3 separate regions of the Homo sapiens genome follow, and regions 1 and 2 are each linked to region 3. Evidence: read pairs that join two places in POLR2A ChIA-PET (ENCODE). Cell type or tissue: CD4-positive, alpha-beta T cell. All regions are shown on one strand. Each heading gives the region's core, and the rest is flanking DNA. Links, peaks and the distances in the headings are about the cores only. Region 1 has its middle 31 kb from the start of LINC02205. Region 2 overlaps UACA (uveal autoantigen with coiled-coil domains and ankyrin repeats). Region 3 holds the start of LOC107984781 (a long non-coding RNA gene).

Evidence for each region. ChIA-PET counts read pairs that join two places held together with the same protein. Peaks named below come from ENCODE experiments on the same cell type or tissue, not always from the same donor. Only the 100,000 strongest peaks of a DNase experiment are listed, where the experiment ranks them.
Region 1: POLR2A ChIA-PET joins it to region 3 with 6 read pairs; 6 of 35 experiments call an interaction of 5 or more read pairs at or near these places.
Region 2: POLR2A ChIA-PET joins it to region 3 with 5 read pairs; 1 of 35 experiments calls an interaction of 5 or more read pairs at or near these places.

Annotation. Positions count from the first base shown.
Region 1 is chr15:70,471,179-70,478,465 of GRCh38, reverse strand. No RefSeq gene overlaps it. Among named protein-coding and RNA genes, the nearest start is that of LINC02205, 31 kb to the left of the region's middle. In CD4-positive, alpha-beta T cell, for the core only: no CTCF peak of the experiment used is centred there; a DNase peak (open chromatin) is centred at 3,185; H3K4me3 peaks cover 919 bases; H3K27me3 peaks cover 281 bases.
Region 2 is chr15:70,668,578-70,675,864 of GRCh38, reverse strand. It overlaps UACA (uveal autoantigen with coiled-coil domains and ankyrin repeats), which reads left to right. Exons shown (of 19, transcript NM_018003.4): 14 at 3,864-3,900; 15 at 4,774-4,826; 16 at 6,403-7,287. Among named protein-coding and RNA genes, the nearest start is that of SALRNA2, 37 kb to the right of the region's middle. In CD4-positive, alpha-beta T cell, for the core only: CTCF peaks have their summits at 4,802 and 5,019 (motif pointing left); a DNase peak (open chromatin) is centred at 3,514; H3K27me3 peaks cover 328 bases.
Region 3 is chr15:70,532,542-70,539,828 of GRCh38, reverse strand. LOC107984781 (a long non-coding RNA gene) reads left to right here and starts at 4,082. Exons shown (of 2, transcript XR_007064698.1): 1 at 4,082-4,392. RefSeq lists an enhancer at 3,995-4,164. In CD4-positive, alpha-beta T cell, for the core only: no CTCF peak of the experiment used is centred there; DNase peaks (open chromatin) are centred at 4,038 and 4,438; H3K4me3 peaks cover 2,036 bases; H3K27ac peaks cover 1,866 bases.

The sequences.
Region 1 (7,287 bases), core at 1,163-5,162, 61 kb after region 3:
ATAAGTTTTCATGATGTGTGTTTGGTGAGCAAGGCGGCCGCTCACTGGTGCATTAATCTGGCTCGCCGTCCCTCCCGCCACGCTCTTGTAAATCATCTTGTCCTAGCCATCGGGAGGCGGAGAGGGCAGGGCAGGCGCCCGGAGGGAGGGAGAGAGGCCTGCCTTGAGCAGGTGGCTGGCAGGGGCTGGGGCGCTGGGGTGGGAGGGATGCTGAGGGAGACTTAAGGGGCAGTGAGTGGGAAGGGCCGGGTACTCCTGTCTGGAGCCACAGGAAAGAGTGGGAAAAGCCTGAGGCAGGGCCAGAGTAATCAAATCCCAGTCGCTGCACCTCATCAAGCTGATGCCCTCAGTGGTATTTTGGCCGGGGAGCCTGAACAGGGTTCAGCAGCCCTCCTGGGACTGGTCGATGTTCTTTGGGGTCTCAGGGGCTCGCCCTCCAGTCTCCAGGCCCTGCCCTGCCATGTGGGCTCTTGGGAGTGGGGTGCTGGGCGGGGAGGCTCGTTTCCATGTCCCAGTTTTCTGCAGGGCTCATGTGCTCTGAGGGGCACAGCCCTACTCTGGGCACCAGATGGCTGATAGGGACAGAGCCTTGTGTCCTTCTTCTCTTCTCCCTCCTCCTCCTCCATCTCCTCCTCCTCCATCTCCTCCTCCTCCATCTCTTCCTCCTCCTCCATGATCCGGGAAGCAATAGAACAGGCTCAGCTTCACGTGCTCATTTCCACTTAGCAGGAAGAGAGTTCCTTAGCCCCTCTGAGCCTCCTGCAAAATGGGGATTAGAAATTGCAGCAAGATTGGGATGCTCTGAGGATGGTGTTAGGTCAAAAGCTCCAGGGACCCTGGATGCTGCCCTTCCCCAGGAGTTCCCTGACGGCTCCTCATAGCAATGGTACAGAACAGCCAAAGTGACACGTTAGAGAGGTAGAAGCTTGGCACCCAGCAGTGAACAGCTCTAGGAGCCCCTTCCCCCTAACCCACATGGGGACAAAATCTCAGTCTGGCTCTGGCCTCTAAGGGAGTGGGAGCAGCAAAGGGAGGACAAGACAGAGGGCAGGAGAAGGCATTTGCCCCAAGCCTACTGCCCTGGCTAGCCTGCGGCCTCCTAGTCCTGAAAAGAGGGTCTTGGGTCCAGCTGCTATGGGGAGGGAATGGGGAGGGGGGAAGAGAGGATAGGAGAGGGAGGAGAAAAAGAGAAGGGAGGGAATGGGAAGGGAGGGGAGAGCATGCCAATCAGGCATTGACTGATCCAAAGATAGTCTTGCCAGGGAGGAAAAAGAAAAGAGACCCATTTATAGTCCTGTGACCTCTGTTCTCCTTGAAACCTGCACCCTACAAAATGTGAAATTTGTCCCTTGTGACTGACTCATCCTGGGCAAGAGTAAAGGGTGAGGTGGAGTGGGGTTGGGGTGGGAGTTGGGGGAAGGATCCCTGAGCTCTCGCTGGACCCTGGATCTCCACTTCACACTAAGTCACCAGATGGGTAAGACAGTAAAAACACTGCTTGGAGAAGAAACTGCAGGTGCAAAGGCAGGAAGATGTGAAAGGAGTCACTTTTCAACTCTGAAGAAATCTGGCTAAGCCATTTCAAAAGCCAACTTGAAGGGTCCACAAGGGACTGCCTAGAAGAATGGCTTCCAACAGTGTGAAGCCAGGAGGGAGGAGAGAAAGGGGACATGGCTTCTGCAGCCGCCACAACCCTGGCCTCAGTGGGAGCTGGGTGCATGCACTGGAGCCCTTCCCGGCACAGCAGAGGTGCTGATGAGGGGCTGGGGCACAGGACTGAGAGGTGCAAGGAATAGGGGTCCTTCACTGGCTGTGAGGCCACAGCCTAGTCACTCTGCTCTTTGGGCGTTGTTTCTGCATTTGTAAGATTATTCCCCAATTATGAGATGACCTTGGTTAGCGGGTGGACCCTTGGGAGCACCTTTGAGGGGAGATGAGGTGGATGGGGAGAGAAGGCCTGGCTGTGCTCAGCAGCGTGTGTCTTGAACTAGACCCTAGACCATGAGCCACTAGTATCACTAGTCTCTCAGTGACCTTCCCCACACCTACTCCTGTCACTCTAGTCTATTGTTCATAAAAGCAACCAAGGGGGTCCTTTGGGGGGTCCTTTTACAAATGCAGATCTGATCATGGCACTGCTTAGACCCCATCAATGGCTGCCCCTTGCTGTTGGGATAAACCCCTGCAGTCATTTCCTTGGCCTTCAGGGCCCAGGCCAGGTTCTCCACCCACATGGCTCCCTCACCCTGGGCACTCCAGGCTCCCTGACCTCCTGTCAGCTCCCCCACAACACCACACCCTTCTTCTCACCCAGGGGTCTTTGCACCAGTGGTTCCCACTTCCAGGAATGCTTTATCCACTGAATTCCTATCATCCCTCAAATTTCTTAGGCCTGTGAGGCCAGGCCAAGTTCCCTGCCCTGTGCTGTAACCACTCTGTCCTTTTCCTTGAGGGCAAGAACCACAATTGCAATGAAAGGATCAATTGTCTACTTCATCCTTGACTCTGTCTTCCCAGCTTAAATGTCAGCCTTGGAGGGGCAAGGACCATGTCAGTCTGAATCACCCCTGTAAGCTCAAGGAACTCACTGCACTGAAAACATTGGATATTTATGGAAAAGTGAGCCTTGGAATGACATGAATATTGGTAGGAGGAGTACTGGAATCAGACAGATCTGGGTTCCAACCCCAGTTTTGCCACTTACTAAGTGTGTGACCTATGAATCTTAGCCTCAGAAGCCTTCGTTTCCTCGTCTATAAATTGAGGCTAAAGCTGTTGCCCTTATTAAGCTCTCGATAGGCTAAAGCAAGCCACACCTGGGTGAGTGCCCTCGGCCATGTCATGTGTTCAATTAATATCAGCTCAATGAACATCATCTCCCTCCACAGAGGCCCTCTGAAAGCCGGGCACACACTAGACACCTCATTCAAGCCTGGTTGATGGGAATGTGAATTTGCCGAGAGATGGTGTTGCTGGGAGACCCCGTCACCCACCCATCTCCTCTGGCTGCCCATGGGAACAGAATAGCTTGAGGGGGGAGGTGTGCAGTTTCACTTTCATAGTTTTCAAACAAAAAGACAAAAAGAGGAAAAATGAAACCACCCGGAAAGCAGCAGGGGCCCATTTTGTCGGCAGCCTGACGTGTTTTGCTCAGCGGGCACCGATGGCCTCCCTTATTTATTTATTTTTTAAGTCCCTGACTCATGAGTCAGTCAGTTGGCTTGGTGGTAAAACGCAACCCACTATCAAGGAAATAGCTGATGAACTACATGGAGGCTGTGCCAACACACCACTCACGACTTCTGAAAATCTCTTGTTTTCTGGCCAGCATGAGCCAACTGGAGCTGTGGTTCCTCGAATTGCTCTCCAAGACCAAATGCCAAGCGCATTTGAGATCCTTCAACAATTGCCTCACAATCGCTGTGCACCGCCAATACATGTTTGCTGTAATTATACAGCGTCCAAAGGAGAGGCACAAAAGACTTGTTGATTTTGGACGGGCTCCGGCCCCGGCGAGGCAAGGGCTGACCTGGGCTCCTGGCAGAGCGTGGGCAGGCAGGCCGCCGGCCGCCCCGGTGAGGACGTGACCAGCTGGAGCGAGCGTTGAACCGGGGCCATTGCGGCCAGCACCAGCGCATTCGCCTCGCTCTCCTGCCAGCTGACTCAAGAGCCGGCTTTCTTTGGAGAATAACCCGAAGAGAACAAAACGAGGAACTGGAGCTCCTATAAAAAGAAGCTCGCTCCTTCCTCCAGCCAACAAGTCCCTGAATGATAATCATCTCTGAAGTTGGCCACCCCTCCCTCCCTCTCAAGTCACTAAACATGCTCATTCTCTCTCGCTCTCTCTTGTCTTTGCAAGGAAACATCTTGGCTTCAGAGAGGACTTTCCACTGTGGCTGGGGAGCGTGGCCCATCTGAGCCTCATTTCCTGCCTTCCCCAAACAGGCAGAGCCCAAGAGGTCACCCAGAGTGTGCTGGAGATGGGGAGAGAGCGCTCACTTGCAGTTAAGGATCCTGGTTGCCGCTCAGGTGCCACTGCTAGTGCTTCCCATGAGGTGGGCTTACCAGTTACCATCATGGGGGCTGAGTTTCTCCCTTTGTTGTTCAAGCCGGGAGGGGTGGGTTAGAGCTGTGGTTTCCATGCTCATGCCTTTCAAATTGTTTTAAGTTGGGGCAACACTTATTTGCAGGGAATCTCAATGCACCAAACAGAACTGCTTGGTGCAAGTGGGAGTTGGGTCCGGCAGCCCCATGCACGCAGCATGTCCAGCCCAAACCCCTCCCAGTGATCCCCCCGGGCCCCAAGGAGGAAGACTTGGGTGCCGTGGAACACAATTTGAAAACCATGGTCTCCTTTCACAAAAGCCCCTGCCAGCCTTTGGGTTGGGAGAGGAATCTGTGCCTGCTGGGGGAAATCACCGTGGTTGCCTTTAGCTGTCTCGAGTGCACCTGATCCTCCACCCGGGGATGAGGGGATAAATTCAGCAAGGAGAAGACGGCCGTCCATAGTAACAACAACAACAAAAATGATTTTGCTCCTGCTGAAGTTTCTTGAGCAACTGGCAGGCTGCCATGAACGTACTTAGGCGGAAAATCACCAGAAAAAAATGATATAATCTGACAGATTTTTCACAGGCTTAAATATTCATGAATTAAAGGAATTGGCAGAATTTTCTACATTATTAGCTTTCATCATGGCTGCAGGAGCAGTTGGTATACTGGCTGCTCTTCAAGATCCATTAATCTCGTCCATCATAAGAGCAGCCATTTTAAAATTAGCTATTTTTACTGAGTGATGGTGTACAGGGGAGATGGGGAAATTGAAATGCGATTCCAGCGTAAAGGTCCTCCCCCTTCTCACTTTAAAAGCAGCAGGGAAAGCCAAGCAGCCTCTCAATGGGGAGGGGTCAGCGTAACTCCAGAAGAGAGGTCTGTGAAATGTAGGCATGTGGTGCGTTGTAGGGCCCTTCTAGTCCTTTGGATAGGGAGCACGCGTTTGCCTGCCGAGCCCTGAACTCCGGACTGGGGACCAGGAAGGGATTAGCATGGCTTTTGGTGAGGCAGAGACCAAGAGCCCCAAATAGGGGCTTCTGGGTGAGGAAGACATTTAGACCAAATAGCACAGTCTTTCTAACAGATGGCACTTGGGGTGCGGGACTGCAGAATAGCCGAATAATAATACTCATTATGAATGTCGGGGAGTGCGTACTCTGTGCTGGAAACCATGCTATGCCTGCATCTTCTGGTTCTAGCATCAGGGAACTCGGAAGGTAGACATATACATGTGTGTGTCTCGCACACAGGTTAAGTCAGTTGGCCATGGTCTCATGGCCAGTGAATGGCAGGGCCAGGATTCAGATCCAGGTCTTTCTGTCTGCAAAGGGAGTGAGAAGATGCTGTATTGATTGCTGGCCTGTGGCACTGTGAAGGTACATTCTCCCAAACACAGCCAAAACTTGGTAGGAGAAAGCTGCTTCTTTTCAACCATGGAGCAAAGTTATAGTCAGATCATTCCTGTGGAAACTTGAGGCCCAGGTTGATTTCATCCTCCCTTGCTTTCTTCCTTTTATCCATCCATCCATCTAACCCCCTTCCTTCCTTCTTTTCTTCCATCCACCTTTCCCCTCCCTCCCTCCCTTCCTCCTTCCCTCTACATTGAAGATGTAGGCTTTATTATCATTCAGGTATGGCACGGCCAATAAATCAGGAGCTGATGCCATGGAAAACTTGTTACTCACAGTTCCAGGAGAAGGGAGCATGCCACACCATGCGGGGCCACGTGGGGAAACACCAGGGGCAGTCAGGAGGCAGGGGGCGAGGGGAAAACATGGGCAGGAACTTTTGTGGTGGTTTCTATGGGAATGGATGGGCAGGGCAGGGCAAGCAGGTTTAGGATCGGCTAGTTTGAATAATGTAAGGTTCTGGGACACAGTCCCTAGTTGTTTGGTACCTGGCCCTGGGGTGACTGGGGAAGGGGCATAGGGGCCCTGAGTGTGACAGCCCAGTAGAGGAGGTGGGGGGCGGGGGTAGTCTCAGGACTGTTTGCATATTGCTATGGTTAGAACATTTGCATCCTCTCCAAAATTATGTTGAAACTTAATCTCCAATGCAATCATATTAGGAGGTGGGGCCTTTAGGGGGGCTCCGCCCCACGGATGGGATTAGTGCCCTACAAAAGGGCCGGAGGGAACTAGCTAGGTTCTTTTGTCCTTTTTCTCTTCTGCCCTTCTGCTGTGTGAGGACACAGTATCATCCCCTCTGGAGCACGGTGTTTAAGGCACCATCTTAGAAGCAGAGACTAGTCCTCACCTGCCAGACATGGAACCCACCAGCATCTTCATCTTGGACTTCCAGCTTCCAGAACTGTGAGGAATAAATTTCTGTTCTTTATCTATTACCCAGTCTGTGGTATTTTGTTATAGCAGCATGACTGCACTCAGACACATAAGCAAGGCACACTCGTAGGCAAGTCCTTCACGATCTGTAGGACTGGCTGGACTATCTATAGAGACTGCGGCAGTCTCTCCAGGGTCAGCAAGGCCCCAGATGTCAAAGCACAAGGGCTACAGAAAAAAGGCATGGTTAATATACTTCATCCTCCCACCCACCCATCCATTCACCCACTTACCCATCCACCCATCCATGTACTTATTGAGCTCCTGCACTGCTGGGTGCTGAGCTAGGCCCTGGGTACCTCTGTGGGCCTTGCCTTGATTCATTTTTCAGGATGGTGGTAAAATTTGCTTGCTCGGCAAAGCTCACTCCTTGTCTATCTGACTTCATCTAAGAAGCAGAGTTCTGGGAGCTTGACCAGGATTTCCCCAGGTCACTTTCTGCACTCAGGTCAGCCTTGCTGCTCATGAGCCAGGACTCAAGAAATCACAAAGACATTTCTTGTTGAGGTGATATCCAAAATATTTAACAACTTAGACACAGAGGAGCCAAGCTGAAAAGACGCAGGCCATAAGCAGACTGAACAGACAGATGGGATGCATTTGGGTGAATGTCACCTGCCTGGGTGACACCAGCCTGCACAGTGCTGCATGGAGACTGGAGGGAGGACAGTGCTCCCTGTTGGGGTGCTTGGAACCAGCTCTTCTTCTGGGTCCCAGACTTTTTCTGCATGGTTGAGGAGTGATGTCTGTCTGCAAACAGATTGAGTGGGGGAGCTGGTGTTTGGGTAGCATTTCTCACATTTATCATCAATAATAATGATGATTAGTCATCATAATAATTAATAATTATTTACACTTGTATGATGCTTGTTTATGGAGTATCTACTCCATT
Region 2 (7,287 bases), core at 1,585-5,584, 140 kb before region 3:
GGGCAAAAAGGAGCCTAAGTGAAGCCCTCGTGACTTAATCAGTTTCCAAAAGGCCCCACCTCTTAATACCACCACAGTGGGAATTTAAGTTTCAACACATTTTGGCAGACATTCAGACCATAGCAAAAATAATATTCTTCTTTGTAAATAAAAAACTATGTGTGCATTATGAAAAATAATATAAAACATGTATGAATCTCACAGACAGTGTTGCAAGAGATAAGTCAGACACAAAGAGTACATACTGCACGATTCTATTTTTATGAAGTTCAAAAGCAGATAAAACTAATCTATGATGTTAGAGATTAGAATAGAGACCGCCGTTTGGTGAGGGGTTACTGAGTAAGGTGTGTGAAGAAACTTTTGGTGTCCTGGAAGTGTTTTATATCTTAATCTGGGTTGTGTATAATTACAAAAGGTATGCATATGCAAAAATTCATTGTATTATACACACTTAATATGTGTACATATTTATGTGACTGAATTTTCAAGATTATTCAGAAACACCATTTTATAACCCAAAGAATGATCTAGCTGTAGTGGCTTCTATCTTCTTCACATTTGAAGACTCTTTTTTAGGCTAATTGTGAAACTGGTGATTGCTAATATTTTAATAGCACTGACCATGTACTTTGCATTCTTGTCGTACCTCAAAAAAGAAATCAACTCTATGTGATAAGTTTTATTGTTACCTGACTTCACAGGTAAGGAGGTTGAGGCACAGAGAGGTTTACCCATGAGGGGTTTCACAAATAATAAGTGACAGAGTCAGGACTTGAACCCAAGCATCTGTTGTGCTTTTAACTACAATGCTAGTTTTACACTTAGAATTACTTGAATGAGAAAATTTAGGAGTATATACAGGGCCTTTTAAGTATTAATCAAAGTATAATATAATTTCGGTACTATTTATGTATGTATTTCTTCTAGGAGCTAGACTTTCGCATGTCTTAAGTGTAAGGTATAGGCCAGGCGCAGTGTCTCACGCCTGTAATCCCCGCACTTTTGGGAGGCCAAGGTGGGTGGATCACTTAAGGTCAGGAGTTTGAAACCAGCCTGGCCAACATGGCAAAACTCCGTCTTTACGAAAAATACAAAAATTAGCAGGGCGTGGTGGCACATGCCTGTAATACCAGCTACTCAGGAGGCTGAAGCAGGAGAATTGCTTGAATCTGGGAGGTGGAGGTTGCAATGAGTGAGATCACGCCACTGCACTCCAGCCTGGGTGACAGTGAGACTCTGTTTCAAGGGGAAGAAAAAAAAAGATGTTTTTCTGTAGCTTTAGACAAACAATTTGTCTAAAATGTCAAGTCTATAACTTACAATAGTCATAAAAGTAACTTATTTTTCTTATAAAAATACTTATTTACTTTAGAAAAATAAGAAAGTATATTTAAACTGAAAGCAGATGCAAAAGACACCTATAATCTTAACTCTGCTAGCACCTGACTGAAATCCTTTCAGACATTTGTACATAATTTGTGTGTTATATACTCATTCAACAGGTGGGATCATATAGTACATCCTGTTTTGTAACTGTTCCCATTCAGTATGATGGGGACATTTTCCTCAGTCACTACGTATTCATTGTGATGAAATTTTATGCTAGATATGATTTTTTACTTTCAAACAGAAAATTACAGGTCCCACTTTATATGTGACCCAGTATTTATAACAGCAACCATTAAAAACTACTAAGAATTTGCCTGGGTGTGGTGTCTCAGCCTGTAATCCCAACACTTTGGAAGGCCGAGGCAATTGGATCGCTTGAGCTCAGTTGTTCGAGACCAGCCTGGGCAACATGGTGAAATCCCGTCTCTACCAAAAACATAAAAATTAGCTGGGCGAGGTGGTGCATGCCTATAATCCCAGCTACTTGGGTGGCTGAGGAAGGTGAATCACTTGAACCCAGGAGGTGGAGGCTGCAATGAGCCGAGATCATGCCTCTGCACTCCAGCTTGAGTAACAGAGTGAGACCCTGTCTCAAAACCAACCAACCAACCAACCAACAAACTACTAAGAATTCATCATTTACAAACATTGAATATCTACTGCTGTATTATCTCACATGCTTAAAAAAGCTTAACTGTCAAAGGAATTACTGTTACGAGTTATGTATAATAACTTAACATGTAGCTATTTCCCTTGTATGTATAAAAATATGGGGAAAATGGATATTTTAGAATGAGACTGATTTTATGTTACAACTTTTATATTTGTTTTCATTTGAGTAATAGAGATAATAAGACCAAATTAAGTTTTTTGAACTCCTTATGTGCATAGCACCCCCTAATACATGTATGAGGCCATTTAGTAGTTATTGTAAACTTTAGTATTAAATATTCCATAGAACAAAGAGCTTAACTAAGCTTATAGGTATTTTTTCATACTGTGGGGGCACTAATGATTAATGGAGGTGGCATTAATTTAGTCATGGAATTGTGGACTGTTTTATCATGGTCAACTACTTCAGAGTTTGGTATGTAGCTTTTAGGACTGATACACCTAAATATACAAATATGAACTACATCTGCCTGTCCTTACTCTTCATTTCACTCTGGGGTTTTTTGTTTTGTTTTGTTTTGTTTTTGAGACAGGATCTCACTCTGTCACCCAGGCTGGAGTGCAGTGGTGCAATCACCACTCACTGTAGCCTTGACCTCCCCGGGCTCAGGTGATCCTCCCACCTCAGCCTCCTGAGTACCTTGGGTTACCCTGCCCAGCTAATGTTTTTGTGTGTGTTTGTTGTTATTTATTTATTTATTTTTGAGACGAAGTTTCACTCTTGTTGCCCAGGCTGGAGTGCAATGGCACGATCTCGGCTCACTGCAACCTCCGCCTCCCAGGTTCAAGCAGTTCTCCTGGCTCAGCCTCCCTACTAGCTGGGATTACAGGTGCCCGCCACCACACCCAGCTAATTTTTTGTATTTTTAGTAGAGACGGGGTTTCACTATGTTGGCCAAGCTGGTCTTGAACTCCTGACCTCAGGCAATCCACCTGCCTCAGCCTCCCGAAGTGCTGGGATTACAGGCATGAGCCACCGCACCCAGCTCGTTCTTGTATTTTTTTGTAAGGACGAGGTCTCACCACGTTGCCTAGGCTGGTCTTGAACTCCTGGGCTCAAGTGATCTGCCTGTCTCAGCCTTCCAAAGTGCTGGGATTACAGGTGTGAGCCACTGTGCCTGGCCTATTCTTACCCTTGAAGTGTAGTATTTTAATTTATATATTAGATTCTTTGTATTTGGCTTACTTGGGAAAAGGAACAACCCAGTATATTTTGATTCACTGTAGCTAGAGTTCTCTATTATTTCCTAACTAATGGATTGATGGATTTATTACTATGTGTAGGTCTCTGCCTCAGTTTCATTTCCTGCTCTCTCTCTCTTTTTACTTTCAAAGTACTTGGTATTTTATAAACTCTGGAAGAAGTGGTTATGTTGATATTTCATAGTCAATGAGGTAGGGTTTCTGCTTCCTACAGTGGTAAAGTAAAATGAGTTATTGACATGAATGTGGCCACTTCCTTCCTTTTGAGGTAAAGCAGTAGCAAACAGTAGTCTTTGAAAGTTGTTTCAGTTCATTTAGGGCTCACTTTTTTTTTTCTTTTGAGCAATAAAGTTTTTTCTTAAAACACTTGGCTGCTTTTATTAAAATGCTTAGTGAAGTACTTTATTCCCAGCTGATCTCTCTAAGTGTTGCTAGTGTTGTTTCTTTTTGTGGGTTTGAGTAGAATAATGCTCTGGAGAAACAAGAATGTCAAAAATGTAGTTTTAATGACTGCATGATTTAGAGCTAAAATAGATACAGAATTTAACAAAATGAGGCAGCATTCACCCTAAAATATTTTATGCTTCTGATTTCAGAGTGATCATTTAGGATCAGGAAGTCATTTCAGTAACCGTAAGTATAAAAGTATGGATTATCATTACAGTTCACCTAGTTCAAGTAAAGAAGAATGTTTATTCTTACTTGTTTAACTATACAGGAATAACTGTACAAGATATTCCTGCTGCTAAACTTCATCAGCACATGGAACTAGGAAGACGTTAAGATGACTATTGTAACTTCTAACATATTCTGATAATTACTGAAGCTCTGATTCTCCTTAGCTACCTGTATTTTAAAATTGTATATTGTATGAATTACCAAATTTGCCTTGTTGATTAGTAGACATAGACATTTGTCTTGTGATATTTAGGGTTCATTTTTTTATGGAAAGAACATAAACATAGTTTTCTAATTTGGAGAAATCGGTCTTAATGCAAGTAGGCATTTTAAAATTACATTTATGAATTATTTTTAGACCCTACATAATCTTTTTTATTCTGCAATGTTAAACAGTTTCTCTAGAAAATCTGTTTTTGTTTCCTAGTGACTATTAAACTATTCTCTCCTACAACAGTAATATTTATGCTATAAATTTAAATCATCATTTTTGTTTTGATTGATTATAAGATATATGTTTTATTATCATGTAGCCTAGTTTAAGAGTCCTCAATATTTCTGAAGTTTTAGTGATTCTGCTGAGAGAGAGCATAGAAAAAAATAAGAAAAAAAAAAACCAACCTAGTATCTGTTGTTCAGTAGATTGTAGGTACTTCTGTTTATAGAAATAATAAGGGGAAAATGGGTATTTTAGAATGAGGATACTTTTGTGTTGTACCTCTTGCTTCTCTTTTATTTGAATAATAAAGGAAATAACATCAAATTAATGTTTAGCCTACTTTAGTATGGATATTGAAGTTAAAATGTCATTCATTTGCATTTATTTAGGAAAAGAAGATATGCTTCTTAAACAAGGTCAGATGTATATGGCAGACTCACAGGTAATAACTGTTTTTTTTTTTAATTTTAAAAAACATTTAAAGAAAATTTTTGTGCCTTTATAAAGAGAGGAGAAAGCGGCATTGTACATTAAGTATATATACATAGAGTGAGGTTTTCATTATCAAAGACAAGTTGGTCCTGCTTTCTTGAGTTTAATAAAAACAGATATTGCTGTTTCTGGTGCCCTCTAGAGTGTTTTTGATGATAGTGGTTATAATAAGAGATTTGAATTATAGTTTCATTGCATTTGATGCTAAGTTTCTGTTCATTAACAGTGATTAGTTAACTCTTCATATTTGCCCATATAAAGGGGAAGACAGATATGAATAATCCAAAATATAATTTTTTGGTTTTTTTTTTTCCTCTTGATCCAGGGGAAAGGCAGTTCAGATTTAACTAACAGTAAATCTGTAGGGGTCTGCAGCAAGCTCTATCCTTGCCTCTTCAGAGGAAAGGATTCGGCTGAGGGGCAGAAGTAGGTTTAAGGCAGAGGGAGAGACCAAGGGAAGTTTTAGGGCAGGAGTGAGTTTATTAAAAAGTGTTAGAGCAGGAACGAAAGGAAGCAAAGTACACTTGGAAGAAGGCCAAGTGGGCGGCTTGAGAGATCCCAGTACCCTGTTCAGCCCTTGGCTTGGGATTTTTATGCACTGGCTTGGTTTTGGGGTTTGCATTTCTCCTCCCTTGATTCTTCTCTTGGGGGCAGGCTATCTGCATGCATAGTGGCCTGTCAGCACTTAGGAGGGGCCACATGTGTAGTGCCTTTACTAAGGTTGTGCACCTGCTCTCTAGGGGCTATTTTCCTTTACCAGTCAAATGCTCCCTGAAGAAGGTCATACATCCACCATTTTGCCTCTTAGTGCGCATGCTTGAGCCTGCTCACCCAGCTCCGGAGATCTTATCAGGAAGCCGCTGTCACCAGCTCCAGGTGTTTTCTGTCTATTGGGAGACTCTCTTTCCCTGGTGCTGGCTGTGACCAATCATTCTCTTGACAACTCTGATAACTAGCTGGGTTTCTTTTCGTGGTATTTTTATAATTCAGAGAATATTCTGTTGGATTAACAGTGAAGGTACGCAGAAGTCAAAAATCTTATTAGTTAAATCTATAATTCTATGAAATTATCTGCAAATTTAAAATCGCAGTACTTGTTTTTATTCAAGGATATGATGGTTTTCTTCAGAATTTAAAGTTCTAAGCACATTATGTACCATAAAACATAGAAATAATAAATATGTTTTGATAAAGTTGATGATATTCATGTGTGGGTAGGTGTTAATGAATGGGGGAAGAAAGACAAAATAGCACCCAGTAGCCATGGCCATTGTCCGTTGTTCTGCCAGAAATAGACTTACGTGAACAGAACTCTCAAAATGTTGTGAATGTATTAAGGAAATCATATCCAGAACTGTTTCCTTACCACAAAAATCAGCATTGTGATTTTTTTTCCATCTTACTGCCTAATCTGAAAACCCTTTGATTCCTGATGATGTGCTAACTTTCTCTAAGTTTGGCAAATAAGTATAGTAAATGTCTCATTTAGGCTTTTGTGATTGATGTCTTTTTTTTTTTCTTTTCAGTGTACTTCCCCAGGTATACCAGCCCATATGCAAAGCAGATCTATGTTAAGACCTCTGGAACTATCTTTACCCAGTCAAACGTCATACTCTGAAAATGAAATTTTAAAGAAAGAGTTAGAAGCAATGCGAACTTTCTGTGAGTCAGCAAAACAAGACCGACTGAAGCTCCAAAATGAACTGGCACACAAAGTGGCAGAATGCAAAGCTTTAGCATTAGAATGTGAAAGGGTCAAGGAGGATTCAGATGAACAGATAAAGCAATTAGAAGATGCATTAAAAGATGTGCAGAAGAGGATGTATGAGTCAGAAGGTAAAGTTAAACAAATGCAGACCCATTTTCTTGCCCTTAAAGAACACTTAACAAGTGAAGCAGCCTCAGGGAATCACAGACTAACCGAGGAACTGAAGGATCAGTTGAAAGACTTGAAAGTAAAATATGAAGGTGCTTCAGCAGAAGTGGGGAAATTAAGAAACCAAATCAAACAAAATGAGATGATAGTAGAAGAGTTTAAGAGGGATGAAGGCAAGCTGATAGAAGAAAATAAGCGATTACAGAAGGAACTTAGTATGTGTGAAATGGAGCGAGAGAAGAAAGGAAGAAAGGTCACAGAGATGGAAGGCCAGGCAAAAGAATTGTCAGCGAAGTTGGCCCTTTCCATTCCAGCTGAAAAATTTGAAAACATGAAGAGCTCATTATCAAATGAAGTGAATGAGAAAGCAAAAAAATTAGTAGAAATGGAAAGAGAACATGAAAAATCACTTAGTGAAATTAGACAGTTAAAGAGAGAACTTGAGAATGTTAAGGCCAAGCTTGCTCAGCACGTCAAACCAGAGGAACATGAACAGGTTAAGAGCAGATTAGAACAGAAATCAGGAGAACTTGGG
Region 3 (7,287 bases), core at 1,594-5,593:
GAATGTCCCCAGGCCTGGAAGAACTGTGGAGCCTCAGAGCCACAGGTGAGAGGCAGCCTGATTCTGAGACAGGCCATAGACTTCGGAAACATCCTGCCCAGGGGTCAGTCCCAGCTCCAACTCTCACTTGCTCTGTGACCTTGGGCATGTCACTTAACGTCTCTCAGTTCTTGTTTCCTCCTCTGTAAAAACCTGATAGGTTGTGACGATGAAATTAACACGTGACAAAATGCCCTGTGAATTGCAGGTCCTGAAATGCTGGTTTTGTATCTGTTGCAGGTTAGGTTCTCAGGGAAGTAAATCTGAGACAGAGTTTAACACTCTGGTAGAGTTAATTAGGGAGCGCCCTTGGGATCAACAGCAGTGAGAAGGAGGGAAGGAGTCTGCTGCAGTGGGCAGAAGGGGAGGTTATCTGTGAGGCAGGCCCAATCACAGCCTTGCTTGATTCCCAGGGAGCTCTGGAGCCAAAATGGTCTCTTGCACCCTGTGCTGGACCTCCCCATGACAACACCTGGGTTCAGTGATTAGCTAAGAGGACTCACAGGACTCAGCATATAGTGGCACTCATGGCCGTGACTTGTTACAGTCAGAGGATACAAAATGAAGTCAGCAAAGGGAAAAGTCACAAGAGAAGTCCAGAGGAAACCAGGCACTAACTCCCGGGAGTGCTCTCCGAGCGGAGTCACGCAGGAAAGCATCATTCCTCCAGCAACAAGCTGTGCCTGCACGTGTCGAATGTTGCCAGTTCACTAGAGACTCAGGGCTTAGGGCTTTTGTCAGGACAGCGAAGGGCCAGGAACACAGGCACCCTCTGCCTGCCATGTACCTAAATTCCAGGCTCCCAGAAGGAAAGCAGGTGCTCAGCACACGTGGTATTGTCTGGACAGTATAGGCACAGTGAGACATTCTTATCAGGGAATGGTGGGAAACCTCCCCAAATCCAGGTTCCCAGATGCCAGCCAAGGGCCAACCTGGCCAGCAGGACTTTCTAAGGAGAGCAGTCTCATGTGGCTTTGCTAACACGTTTCTGCACAGTCCTCCACCTTGATCATTGGTCACTGGATGTGGTCCTCCTTGGGGAGAGGTGTGACCTTGTGTGTGGCTGCCCAGTACAGCTGAGGCCATCCCTGCAGGGGCTGACCACAAAGCTGCCTGCTCCCAGCTCTGCCAGCAAGATCTTCCTCTAAGGGGGACTCTGCATTTAAGTCTGCACCCCAGGCAGAGATGAATATGGCTGTAGAATGACAAGGATCCCTGCTGTTGGAAATCTGGCCACTCTAGGCCATATCACCTCCTGTGGACCCTGGAAAACTAAGCCACAAGGAAGCCACCTGAGAGGGGAGGGAATCTCTGACATTGTTCATCCATGAATCATTTACAGAATGTGCATAGGGCAGAGAGCTTGATGTTCAGAGTGGACAGTAAGATAGTGCTAGGGAGACAGCTTGTTGGTAAACACAGATAATTGTACTGGAGGATAATAGACTGAGAGGGAAGACATATTTGCTGAATTGAATTGATCCCATTGACCACCTTCCCCACTCTTAGTGCTGTGGGTTTAGAACCACAAATGGGACTTGATTTCTGCCCTTTGGTGCTCACTGGGCAGGCAGGGAGGGTGAGCTGTAATCAGAAAGATGTGATGATTGGAAAAAGTCAACCAGGGAGCAGGAGGTGGGGAGGGCCTGGGAGACCCCATGTCTAGTGGGAATGGACTGAGAGTTAACCAAGTGGACAAGGAGAGAAAGGGGATTTCAGAAATGGCCAACACAACAGACCTTCGGTAACTTGAAGCCCACGGAAACTGTGATCCCCAGTGTCGCTCTTTTAAGTAGTTTCTTCTAGATCAGGAAAATTTCCTGGAGTCATAGAATCTCAAATTAGAGAGAAACTTAAAAGACCCCTTAGCTGAGTGTGCAAGTCATTGGAAAGTATCTACTTGCACCACTCTGATGACAGGGAGCTCACTACCTACTGAGACCATGCATTTGTGTGGGTCACTCAACATGTTAGCAAAGTCTTCTGCAGAGCTGGAATCGATTTTCTCATTTCTCCCACTCATCGATCCTGATTTTATTCTTTGGATTAACCAAGAACAAGGGTAACTTTTTATGGAATCAAGAGGGTCTGTAGGTTTCCTATTGTTCTCTAAGCAGCTAGTCCTTCTGTCCAGTCTCATGAAGCAAGGCAGAGGCTGAGCTGTTCTGCAGGGAGATTCTATGATATAATGAAGAGATGCAGATTGAGACTCTGGAGCTAGATCGCCCGCACTGGAGTCTCACCTATGCCCCTTACTGTATGACCTTGGCAGGTAACCTCTCTGTGCCTCAGTTTCTTCATTGGCACAATGAGGGTAAGCATGGTAACCTACGTGATTGGGTGATGGTGAGGATTAATTGACTTAATACTTGGGAAGTGCTCAGAACAGTGCCAGCATATAGCTGGTACTCAGCAATGTAAGAGCTTCGGTTACTATTAAGAAACAACTTTAATTGCCTCCAGGACAAGTGCCACAGACCTACTACCTAAAATGAGATGGAAATGGCCTACGTGGATGGATGAGGATGGGGCTTTTACTTGTGAATCAAAGCCGCCAACCTCATTCATACGTATTGTCTCCACTATTATCCCTGCTTTTGTAACCTGTATGTCAGCCACTTGGCTGTCCCCACGCTCTCCTGTCATGGAGTCACCCTTTCCTATTTAATAAAAGTGCTGCACGTCCCCATTTCATGAATAACGGGAAACTTACAGCCTGATCCCCTCTACCACTGAGGCCCTAAAGCAACCACAGCTTTACGCTGTCACATGTTCTGCTGATGACAGGTGGATCATGGAGTGTATATTTGTGTTATGGCATGGCAGAGGGAACTTCAAATTAAATGTCACTCATTGGTCCCTAAAGATCCTGGCCACACCTTCCTTGGGAAAATTTCCCCCAGGCGTCTGGATCTCCCAGCTCCTCACTCTCCCTGGACCTCACATTTCTCCCTTTCTTTGTTTTCTCGGCCCTTCTACCTCTCTCCCGTGGGCTGCCCTCCTGAAGCTCAGGTTTCCTTCGCTGTCTTTAGCAGAGCAGCTTTTAGCTCTCCACATCTACTACTTGGGCTGGGACCCATTTTTGTACATCAAAATCACAGGCTGGACCCAGCAGAGGCCTGACCTGCCAATCTTCCCTTTACAATGATCAGTTTCTCCAGTGCGGCCACCCTCCCCCACCAGACTCCGCCAGTGAAAGGCATCTGGGCCACGATGTAGTCTTTCTCTGATATAAATTATTCCACATCCCTGCCCCCTTTAAAGGCAGATGGAGTTACTGTCTTTTACTTTTTAAAGCAATTTAAAATCTTGCCTGCTAAGCCTGGAAGGTCTTCTTTTCTTCTCCCTGGCTCCTCAAATTCTGCCTGTCTCCCTCTAGGAATGAGCTCAGAATCTTCCTCCTCTAGGCAGCTTCCCTGATCGAGTGGCTTTGAATCTTGTGGCAAGGCCCCCATTTGGCCATGACCTACCTGCCACCTGAAGTTAATATCATTCCCAAGCTTTGTTGCCCCAATTATTGTAGAATGCCCTTTCCCAGAAGTCTCAGGAGACTTAAAGTTCGCTGGAGGGTGGCCTGGGTGCAGGAGGAGCAAGGCATCAGAGAGGCCTGCATTTATTCCTGCCTTCCCCGTCCGCTGGCTGTGTGGCCCTCCCTCAGTTACTTAACTTCTCTGAACTCAGTGTTCCCATCTGGAAAAGGGGGAAAGAATGCCTGCATCACACCATTGCTGTGAGAATTAAAAGAGGTCAAGTGTGTCAAATGCCCCGCAGAGTCTGGTACATGGGAGGGGCTTGATCAATGTTGAATTCTTTCCTTCCTCTAGAAGAACCCACAGGATAAAGGGGCAGGGAGAACAGGAAACTGGCTTCAGATGGTGCCCTAGGGGGACTAAAAACTGAAGGGAAGATGTGCTTACTGAAAAAATGGGGTGGTTGGGTAAATGGGTGAGAATAAGACACACTGGATCCGGAAGGCCACGTGACAAAGCCTGTGGGGCCCCTGCAGGGAGCTGAATGCGGCAGAAAAGACCGCAGCTGGCTTCCTTTCTTCTTTGTGGCCCAAATTGAAGAGGACACTGGATTCCTCTGATGGAGTTCTGCTCCCTAGAGCTGATGCTGCAGATGCTGCTCTCAGGGTCCTTGGGCTTGCCCCCAGCCAATGGGAAAGAGAGGTCAAGACTGTGCTCAGCTTGGTGGACCTGAGACATCGAGGATCCTTCTGAAAGGATGGCCTGAGGCTTGGAGCGTCAGAGGAAGTCTGGGGCCAACTCTGCCTCTCTGAGCTTCAGTTTTCTCTTCTCTGCAACAAGAGCATTGGGCTGTATAATCCCTAGAAGGAGACCCTTCTGCTCAGTAAGCTCAGTTTAGCTCTGTGTGTGTGCGTGTGTCTGTGTGCATGTGTGTGTCTGTGTGTGTGTGTGTGCATGTGTGTGTCCTTTGAGGTCCCTGAGCACTCAAATGTAGCTAATTCAGACTCCATTGATTCTGAACGTATAATTTTTTTGACTTGGACTAGGCTGGAAGCTACTTTTGCATAATTCACACACAAAAAAACTTGATACGCTCATGAATAGTGTTGCTGTGATGATGGAAGAATCATTTCCATGACACCGGGCTGCCTCTCATCAAATGCCTTTCAGATTCAAGCAACAAAGATGGAGCTCCCTCTTCCTGCCAGGCACCCCCCCGGCCCTACAACCCCTAGACTCTCTTGAGCCTTCCCATTTGTGTCCTAGGAGACTTTCCTGAGCTCCACCGTCCAACTCACTAATTGGATCTTCACTGTGCTCATTCCTTTATGCAGTCTGTCCATTATGATTTTAATTCTTATAAGCATATTTTAAAGTTTGAGAATCGTGGCTTTGCATTGCAACTTGTGATTCTTTATTTGTGTATCATCATCGTGAATCTTCCTGAGAATATTCATTACTATTTTTACTTCGTTGTCTGTTTCCTCTGCTGATGCTCTTCCCTTGGGTGTTCATCCTTTGCGTGAGCTCAGGGATTACGTTGCTGGTTTTTCTAATGCTTGGTGATTCTTCATCGTCTATTCACGTTTTTCAATTTGTACTCGAGAATCCCTGTTTGTTTCTCCTGCAACTCCTCACGTCTTGGGCTGTGATTTTTCTCTGTTTTTGTTCCTCTGTCAGCTCAGTTCCTACTGCTTTCTATCTTCCAGGAATTCCTCAATATTTCTGGTCTGCTTAGCTCCACTTCCTCTCCCTCCCTGCTCCTTGTTCCCTCCGCACCTCCCCTGTCCCTGCTTCCTTCCTCTTTGCAGTGCTGGCAATAGACAGATTCTTTTCTTTCCTTCCTTCCTTCCTCCCTTCCTTCCTTCCTTCCTTCCTTCCTTCCTTTCTTTCTCTCTTTCTTTCTCCTCCTCCTCCTCCTTCTTCTCCTCCTCCTCCTCTTTCCTCTTCTTCCCCTTCCCCCTCCCCTTCACCTTCCTCTTCTTCTTCTCCTCCTCCTCTTCCTTCCCCTCCTCTTCTTCCTTCTGTTGTTTTTCCTCCTCATCCTTCAAAATGCATGATTTCAGTAACTGCAGGAGACTTTGGCTGGAGGAGGAAGACATGGCCATGCTCATTGTGAATATCTCTGGCTAAGCTCCTTTGTGTCTCTTCACATTCCTTAGAATAATCCACAAGATGGTTATCATTTCCTGCTTTTTATGGTTAAAGAAACAGAGGGTTTGGATGACTTCCTTGGAAGGTGATGAGAGTAGGCAACAGCTTGGAATCAGCTCCTCAGGATCCCAGTTGAGTCATTTTTTTTTTTTTCCTTCTTCCACCTTTCTGAAATCCCAGACATCTTTTAACCTGCTCCCAGTGGTAGGAGAGCCTGGTTAGAATCAGTGGTCAGCGTGCATTTGGGTGCAAAAGAGCAACAGGACGCCATGTGTTCTCTGTAGAAGCTGCCCAGGAAGATCCTCCTGTGCTGTTTTGGTAGCAGAGAGAGGGCTCAGGTTTGCACCTGCTACAAACCTACTTTTACTTAGAACTAGGCCAAGGTTTAGATTATTCAACAACTCGTACAGACTTTATCCTCCAATAAACTTTAACTCCTGATGATTGGACTAAATTGTCTGGCTTATTAAACTATTTATTGATTTTTTTCCAGGCAGTAGTTCTTAATAAAGTAAATTCCTAATTAAGTAAAAAAAGTTGTATAGTCAAGATGTGGGGTACAATCTGGAAATCACTTTTCAGAAATGCTGGGGCACAGGAGCAGCCATTTCTACTCTGGAACCGAGACTTTCAAACAAATGAGGGGAGTTAGAATATGTCCAGGGGGCCAGGAGGCAGTGACTGGGACCCCTGAAGGCTGGGACCTGAGAAGTAGGAGAGAATCAACTCCCTGACACCCTGGGTTGTGCCCAGTTTAGGTTTCTCACCAGTCAGTGAGTACATTTTTCAAAGGGCACTTTGAGCCTTGTGTGAGGCCCTTGTCCTAAGTTCCTAGGAAAGTGGCCTGGGGAGTAGTACACGGGCCCTTGAAATAAGCCGTAGTCACCGGGAAGCAGCTGGTCCAAGGGTGGTGGAAAGAGGCACAGCTGCCTGGGAGGACGATAGCAGAGGGGCTGGGGAGAGTGTAAGCTGGAGAAACAGATTTCTGTCATATTGTGGTGGCAACAGGGCCCTGGCCTTCAGGAAGGGTGGGACCTGGGACCTAGAGCCCAGGAAGGGAGCTGGGTGGGGTACAAATCCAGAAACCTGTGGTTCGTACCCAAGTCACTGCTGGTGCTGTGGCTGGTAGGGTCTGGGAATCTGGCATCACGAGAGACAGAAGTGTGAAGAAGCAGAAGCCTACTCCATTTGTCCCCTTGGCGTCTCCCCACCATCTGCTCTATGGCTCCTGAGCAGAGGGCTGGATGCCACCTCCATGGCTGCCTGTGGGAAACTGATCATGGTCCCTCCTCTCCTGGACTCGCCAGCTACCAGGGCCACTTGCCTGGGATAAGAGGATTGTTGTGTCGGGCCTGGATATGAGGCCCCAGTGTCCTGCCCTACAGAGACTGGCTTTTCTGTGGACCCACACACAAAGTCTTCATGGGCTAGGCTGAATCAGGTGCCAGGTGCAGGCAGAGGCATGTAGGCAACAGGTGTGCTCTGAGGTGGGTTACAAAGTTCAAAGAAAATCATCACTATTCATAGCCATTCAAAAAAGGAATGATGCCAGGGCAAGGTGCTGTAGGGCAGATGTACACATGTGTGGGCACCACCTCCTGGGATCTAACTCCATACTGGAGTG